Regions from separate parts of the Mus musculus genome. Here all the other regions are linked to region 1. The links are chromatin loops, found by intact Hi-C in ENCODE. Cell type or tissue: heart. All regions are shown on one strand. Region 1 holds the start of Hnrnph1 (heterogeneous nuclear ribonucleoprotein H1). Region 2 holds the start of Canx (calnexin). Region 3 holds the start of Rufy1 (RUN and FYVE domain containing 1).

Region 1 (2,500 bases):
TCTGTCTTTTTTCAAGGCCAATTTGACTTCATCTTCTGATTCAAGTTCAACAAAAGCCTCGCCACTTGGTCTGCCTTCTCTGGTGTAGATGAAACGAATACCTTGAGCCCCATTTTGAATTTTGCAGTCTGAAAAGAAAACAACGCTTAATACAGGATTTAAAACCACTACAGATAAAATGCATATTCCTGTCATCACACACACCAAAAAAAAAAAAACATGCCTAAAAAGACTGACCAAGCAGAACACGATCAAATTATCTCATATACAGGATATATTCCTAGTCCAACAAGGTAACTCAATGCTCAAAAATAGTTCAAATGGAGCAGGGCAGTGGTGACGCACGCGTTTAATCCCAGCACTGGGGAGGCAGAGGCAGGCGGATTTCTGATTTCGAGGCCAGCCTGGTCTACAGAGTTCCAGGACAGCCAGAGCTACACAGAGAAACCCTGTCTCGAAAAAAAAAAAAAAAAAAGTTCAAATGAAGCTACCACCTTGCCTCTAAGTTTCCATTAACCATCTCTTGGTACACTATCTCAGAATAATCTCATCTGGATCTGGTGACTTCACAGCATTTTCTTGTTTGGGTACCATGTCAGCTTCCCTCTATCAGCAACCACATAACAATTTCATTCAAATCCAAACTCCAGCTCAATATTCATCCGAAAAGGGACCAATGTTAACAACTAAAGGCTCCAAGCTGCAGTTCAACTCAAACCCGGACGGCAACGGCCCCCTGCAATTGCTTGCAGTATACTTGGGGCTCGATTTACAGATCGTTTTCTGTTACCACAGCTAAATTCAGATGGTAAGGTCAACACTACAAGTACCTTTTTACAAAACCTTACACGACTTGAGAAGAAATCACATCTTTCCCTACTTAAATTTTTCTTAGACTACTCCAGAATGCACAGATTGATGCATAGAGACAGAAAAAGTTTTAAAAGAAAACAAATTCAGCAGGGCCACCAGCATCCCCAAGGGGGTTGGGGGGGGTGCGGATTTCGCAATTACCATTGCGTAACAGCGGCCAACAGAGCGCGAGCCGCCTGGGGAAACCGCTGGTGGCCGCGACTCGCTAGGGGGCGCCCGGGAGACCCGCCCCGCCCCAACCCGGCCCGGCCCGGCCCAGCCGCGGGCCCCACTGACAACTCCCGCCTCAACTCACCAGAAAAAAAGCGCTGCACTTCATCCGCGGAGCAGGACCAGGGCAAGCCCCGGACCTTCACCACGAAGCCCTCTCCGCCTTCTGCTCCCAGCATCATCGTCCCTTCGGTGGTCCTGGCGTCCACACAGATTGCGGGGCTGCGGGGTGGGGGTGGGGGTCAGGAACGCGTCTGAGAAAACAGGCATTTAAATGGCCCTCCCACTTCACGGCGCACAGCGGGCACCGGGCGCCGCCATGCGAGTCCCGCCCGTCAGGATGCCTGGGCCCCGGAGACTCAAGCATGCAACCCGGCCTCGGCTAGCGACCCGATGCCCAAAGCCGCCCAGTGCGCCCAGGGCCGAGGCGCCAAGCTAATAAGACCCTGGCCCACAGCCACGGTTGAGACGAGGAAATGGCGGCCGCCGCTTCCGCTCCGCCTCCTCAGACATCTCACACAATAGAAAGCGGCGCGGCCTGCAGGCCTAGGCGGCGCTGCCACGCCGGCGAGACACTCGCGGCTCCCAGGGGCAGCCTGCGCCTGCCACGGCCCCTCAGGTTAGAACCTAAGCTCAGCGACAAGCAATCGTCACCCAAAGAGGTGTCCGTGGAGAGCTCGGGCAGCAGTCGAAGACGGAAAGTCACTCACCTCCACAAAAAGCCTCGGCGTGGCTGAGGAGAAATGATAAGCGGGCGCCTGCGCAGGCTAAATAAAGCCCTTCCAGCAAGCTCTGCGCACGCGCACCCTGTTGCCGGCCCCGCCCCACTTGCGTCACAGAGAGATTGGACGCATGCGTATTAAGAAACCCCGAGCTCTCTCCCGCCGTCCTATTATTACACGCATGCGTTTGGGCTCAGCCCTCTTCATAAACTGACCGAGGTGTTTTTGGTTGTTTTTTTTTTTTCTTTCTGCGCCTGCGCCTTTTTGCAATTATTGCGCTTGGCGTCTCAGCGGTTTCTTGTTTTACTTAATGCGCATGCGGCTACCTTCAAACCGTTCTCTAGACCTACCCGCCGGAGTGGGGGAGGGGAATGGCGCTAATCAGCTCCCCGCAGGGACTGGGTAGTAATCCAGAGTTCGTTCAGGTTTGCAGGGGCGGTAGTTCTACCCTTAATCCGCAGCTTTTCATCCGCGCTCCTGTCGGTTTTGAAAGACACCACGAAGAAAAGGAAGCCATGCCCTTTCTCCTCAGAACGCGTAGGAGCTGGAGGGCCGGGTTGTGCCAAACCTCCTCTGGGTACCGCCCCGCCCCCTGCGCCCAAATCCCCGATCTCCGTGGGGCGCCTGGGACCAGTCCCCTTACCTGCCCGCTTTAGGGGGTCAGTCCCGACCCACATGGGCTGCCAGTGCCCGAG
Region 2 (2,500 bases), 53 kb after region 1:
CTCATCTCAAGAACTTCCTTCCAACTCCACCTACAGAAAATTTGCATATCTATGAGGTCCAGTTCAAGTCTTTGTCAGTTTAGACAGAAAAGTTCTGCCTCAACTCCTCTACTCCTTCAGTACTGACATATTTTAACACCTCTCTGCAGAAGTCGATTTTTTGGCTTTCTTAAATTCAAGGCCATCTTGGGTAACACAAGCCAGAACTCAACCTAAGTAAATTTAGAATTTTTTTTTAAATTATGTGTACTGCCTGTGCCAAGCTGGCTTCAAATTTTCATTTTGAACATGCTCTTTATAAGGCAAATAAGGAAAGCAATTTCTCTTCTTTAAAATTAGGGAGAGAGAATTGGCGGTTACTAAATTGACCCAAACATCAAATCCTTACTGCCTTTCTCTTGGGGTGGCAGGAACAAAGCTCGTTTCACATGTAGAAAAACCTGCTGTTTCTTTCCACATTATTCAAAGCTTTGGGTCACCAAATACAACCCGAGGCGATCAGGATTCTCAAGGATCTAGCCAAATCCTTAGCCACTTCAATCTTACAGCGTTATCAGCATATTGAAAAACGAGTGGGTTATGAAAAGGCTATTTTAAATCTGCACATGGCATCACCCTTTTCCTCAACTCTGTCGCTTAGGTATGTCTGATTTTAACGACTAAAATCAGGAAACAGCACGGGCACATGGGAAAGTGACTCCATGTGGCTTGATTGTGAATCTAGGTAGTGTTTTGTTAGGTAAAGAGGTCTCAGGCTCCTGAGCTCAGGGCGATGACTCCGCAGGAAAGGCGGTGTCTGCTACCCAGAGGGATTTCACTCACTGCGCAAGCACACCGCCCGACCTCTCACCATTTGTGATGAAGGCCATAGGTCCCAGGCGGGGTTGGGACAGAGTTCCTAACTCAATGGGTCGGAAAGCCGTCTTCTGGATGTCCAACACACCCGCCCTGAGGGACTAGGGCGACCCACGCGAGAACGCGTGCCAGATCCGTCCGCCCTCCGCGGCGCGCGCCCGCCCGTTTGGTGACGGCCCGCCTTCCTCCTTCATACCCAATCAGCAACCACTTCCTGCCTCGCTATTGACCAATCACCACGCTCCACGAAGAATAGCCCTAGGGGGCGTATGGGAAGGCGCTTCGAGCGATGGCTGTATCTACCAATAAATTCTTAGATCTTGCGCAAAGGGGCGGGATCTGACGTTCGTTTTAGCCACTCAGGAACGAGGGGCGGACGCGGGGTTGGGCTTCGTGCGGTGGGGCTCGCTCGCGCGGCGGCCGTAGCCGAGGCCTCTTAGTTCTGCGGCACGTGACGGTCGGGCCGCCTCTGCCGCTGTCTCCACTGCAGCACGGGGCCGGGTGTGCGGGTGGGAGAAGGTGAGGGAGCCGCCAGTGGTCCCCGGGAGGCTCGAGGTGAGACGGGAAGCGTGTGCGGGGATCTCAGGCCCGGGACGAGCCTTGGGGGACTGGGCGAGCGGCGCCGTGGCGGAGGGGGTCGGGCGTGGCTGTAGGCTCGACGACTGAGGGGTCGGGCGGGCTTTCGAATGGCGCAGGCCTGGGCGGACGCGCAGGGCAGTGAGGAGAGCGGCCGGGTTAGAGAGGCTAGCCTGGGCAGCGCCGCCGGGGTCGGGAGGCGTGGCAGGTGTCCTGGGGTTTCCCTTGACCTCTGAGAAAGCTAACAACTTCCTACGGCTTTGCTTCTAGAGCTTTCTTAGGCCCTGGCCAGGCCCACCCAGAGGTGGGCTGAGTAATCCGGTACAGGTGTGGTATTAGAATTCGGCCTAGTAGGTAGCCCAAATAGCAGGGAAAGGTGAAGTAAATCCAGAGATAAGCGTTACAGATTAGAAAATAACTTGCCCAAAGGGAAGACTGGACCATAGCATCCTGATGAGGGAGTAGAATGTACTAGAACGTGTACCGCTTGAGAAACTTAAGGCTTAACTATTAAAGCACCTGCCTATTCGGTGGTGGATAGATAGTAATCCAGTGTGGGTGTTCACAGGACCTTAAGAGCAGGAGATACAAGCGAAAGTTCAGTTAGTGAGGGGAGGAAACTGAGGCCTAGAAGTTTGAAATGACTGGCCCAAGGTCATACAGGTAGTTCTAGTCATCCAGTTGGGATTGTAACTGAGCACTAGACCGTTTGGGTTAAAAGTCCTGGTTCAAGCACCTAACTGCAATTAATCGGGGGAGTGGGAATTTGGGAGATTTTTTTTTTCTACTTTAGGGCTCAGTCCCCAGGAGTAGACAGAATGACTGATGGGCCTTGTATTGAATTCCGAGGGAATGGGAATGAGAAATTGGATGTGTAGTAAAGGTTCAGTGGGTAGGAATCGAACTGGCTTCTTGAAATCCGAATGCCTTGGTCATTACACTGATACACTAATGTTTATATTGAAGGCCTGTGTGCCAAGACCTGAGGACACATTGATGACACTTTGTGTATTAACTGCTGGTCATGACACTAGTGATTGCATTGCTAGTTGTGTGAAGTTAAACCAAA
Region 3 (2,500 bases), 52 kb before region 1:
GCCGGAGCTACAGACTGAAATTCTGACTGGGAACATAGCTCTGCTAGTTCTGCTAGTAGAGTGCCTGCCTAGCATGGTGTGGGGTCAGAAGCACTTGGGAGATGGAGACAGGAGGATCACAAATTCAACGGTCCTGTTGGTTATGTGTGTTGGGGGTTGGGTGAAGCTCAGTGGTAGAGGTCTTGATTAGCATGTATGAGATACGAAGTACAATTCCCAGAACTGCCATGCCGCGCGCGCGCGCACGCGCGCGCGCACACACACACACACACCCCAGAAAAAAGTAGTTAAGCACACCCCTGCCAAGTGGCCTACTGGGGGTGATGGGGACTGCGTTGTTGAGACAGGGTTTCTCTGTGTAACTCTGGCTGTCCTGGAACTCACTCCGTTGACTCTGCTGTCCTCAGCGATATTGCCTGCCTATGCCTCCCTGATGCTGGGATTAAATGCTTGTCCCACCACCACTTGGCTACATGGCCTGTTTTAATGTCTCCCTTGTGTGGGGGAAAGAAACAACAATAACAACAACAAATAAAAATCCAACAGTGAGATTTTGATTCAAAGGGGGAAAAGGCATGTGAAATGAAAGTTTAAAAGAGGAAGTTGTGTCGCAAAACGTTAAAATAAGGCGCATTCCCGGGGTGGGAAGTAGAAAGTCCAAAAGTAACTTCCAAGTGCTCCGGGCTGGGAATCACCTACGGTTAGGAATCGTACTTTCCCGAATGCTATACAAGGAAAGCAAGCCCAGGTGAGAGCGAGCAAGGCCGCAGCGGCTTAAGGTCGTCGGTCCAGGGCAGCGGCGGGTCACGTGACCTAACAACATGGCCGCCCGCGGAGAATGCCGCCGGGCGGGGCAGGATTCGGAGCCGGAGCCGGAGCGGGAGCCGGAGTCCGAGCCGGGGCCGGAGCCTGAGCCCCAAGCAGGCCTAGAGTCCGGGGAAGCGTTCGAGATCGTGGACCGGAGCCAGCTGCCGAGTCCCGGCGAGCTGCGGAGTGCGTCGCGGCCTCGAGTGGCCGACAGCTGGTCGGCGCCCATCCTGACGCTGGCGCGCAGAGCCACCGGGAACCTGTCGGCGAGCTGCGGCAGCGCGCTGCGCGCGGCCGCGGGGCTGGGAGACGGCGGCGGCGGCGGGGAGCGCGCAGGTAGGCCGGGGTCCCGCGGGCCGGGGCTGCTCCCGGGCTGGGGAAACCTGACCGGCCGGACGAGCTGCTCCGCGGAGCTGTGCCGCGCGGCGCGGCACGGGGCTCTGCAATTGGTGTCACCCACCGGGCCAGGGTGACTGCGGCCCGGGACTCCCCTCCCACCTTGTTTGTCTTTGTGAACCTCAGAGCAGCTGCGTCGTGATCACGGATTGACTTTAAATAGGAGGTTTACATTAGAGGCTTAGACGGAAAATCACCAGTGTTCGTATTTTGCATACTTGACAAATGAAGTCCGGTGCTGGTCCCCAGTTAACAATCTCGGCAGCCAGCCGGTTTGCACCTGCGGCTGAGGTTGACAGCGTATTCCAAAGTTGGTGAGAGCAGCGAGTCAGAGTCAGGAGGTTTTAGTTCCCTTTATTCTCCCGCCACTAACCCCCAACCCCACCCCCCGTGGGACGAAGACTTCCCATCACCTGTCCTACTCGCGTTTCCCAGTCTATAAAAACGGGGATTAAAAAAAAAATTAATCAGCTACGTTGAATAATCCAATTCAGCTGTTATGATCTAGATTAGAATTTCAGCATACCAATAAAGAACAAAAGTAAATTATTATTTGTTTTTTATAGCTGGGCTTGGTGATTCGGGTGCATACTTCCTGCACATGTTAATGTACGTGCTCAGAACTGCGCTAATTATAATCCATTGGTGTTTCTGAACATATCTAAAATTAAAATATAAAGGATAGCCAAGGGCGTTGTGGTGCTCGCCTTTAAGACCCGCACTTAGGAGGTAAAGGCTTGTGGAGCTCTGAGAGTTTGAGACCCACCTGGTGTACACAGTGAGCCCCTGCCTCTAAATAAATAAACAGACAAATAAATAAATAACCACGTTTCACTTGGCCTGGTCACTTACTGTGAATGGACCATGCAGACTTCAGGTTGCTGAGGTAAAGTGAGTGTTGACTGTAAATGCCTGGGGCATCACGTGCATACAATAGACTTTAGTACCCAGATTTTATTTTAAAGAACAAAATCACAACAAAAACAACAAAAAAGCTTCTTTCCTTGGTAATGAATTAACCTTGATTTTTCGGTTTTGGTCTTGGTTTTTGTTTGGGGTTTTTTTGTTTTGTTTTTAGTTTTTTGTTTTGAGACAGGGTTTCTCTAAGTATCCCTGGCTGTCCTAGAACTCACTCTGTAGACCTGGCTGGACTCGAACTCAGAAATCCTCCTGCCTCTGCCTTCTTCATGCTAGAATTAAAGATGTGCACCACCACCGCCTGGCAATCTTGGTTATTTTTATAACCTTTTCATTTGTGTGTGTATATGGGTTCACATATGTTTGTACATGTGCTTGT

The links. Peaks named below come from ENCODE experiments on the same cell type or tissue, not always from the same donor. Only the 100,000 strongest peaks of a DNase experiment are listed, where the experiment ranks them.
Region 2: a loop joins it to region 1, with 3 times the contacts of the local background. A loop is called at or near these places in 22 of 42 quality-filtered maps.
Region 3: it touches region 1 in a loop (2.3-fold over the local background); 4 of 42 quality-filtered maps call a loop at or near these places.

Annotation. Positions count from the first base shown.
Region 1 is chr11:50,377,096-50,379,595 of GRCm38, reverse strand. Hnrnph1 (heterogeneous nuclear ribonucleoprotein H1) reads right to left here and starts at 1,918. Exons shown (of 13, transcript NM_001347487.2): 1 at 1,794-1,918; 2 at 1,169-1,305; 3 at 1-128. The coding sequence starts at 1,265. In heart, CTCF peaks have their summits at 1,048 and 1,726; DNase peaks (open chromatin) are centred at 1,095 and 1,945; H3K4me3 peaks cover 2,500 bases; H3K27ac peaks cover 1,886 bases.
Region 2 is chr11:50,324,403-50,326,902 of GRCm38, reverse strand. Canx (calnexin) reads left to right here and starts at 1,230. Exons shown (of 15, transcript NM_007597.3): 1 at 1,230-1,410. Gm46280 (a long non-coding RNA gene) reads right to left here and starts at 1,151. Exons shown (of 2, transcript XR_001780205.2): 1 at 851-1,151; 2 at 1-30. In heart, no CTCF peak of the experiment used is centred here; a DNase peak (open chromatin) is centred at 1,082; H3K4me3 peaks cover 2,500 bases; H3K27ac peaks cover 2,500 bases.
Region 3 is chr11:50,429,427-50,431,926 of GRCm38, reverse strand. Rufy1 (RUN and FYVE domain containing 1) reads left to right here and starts at 802. Exons shown (of 18, transcript NM_172557.3): 1 at 802-1,143. The coding sequence starts at 822. In heart, a CTCF peak has its summit at 1,012; DNase peaks (open chromatin) are centred at 836 and 1,036; H3K4me3 peaks cover 2,056 bases; H3K27ac peaks cover 1,712 bases.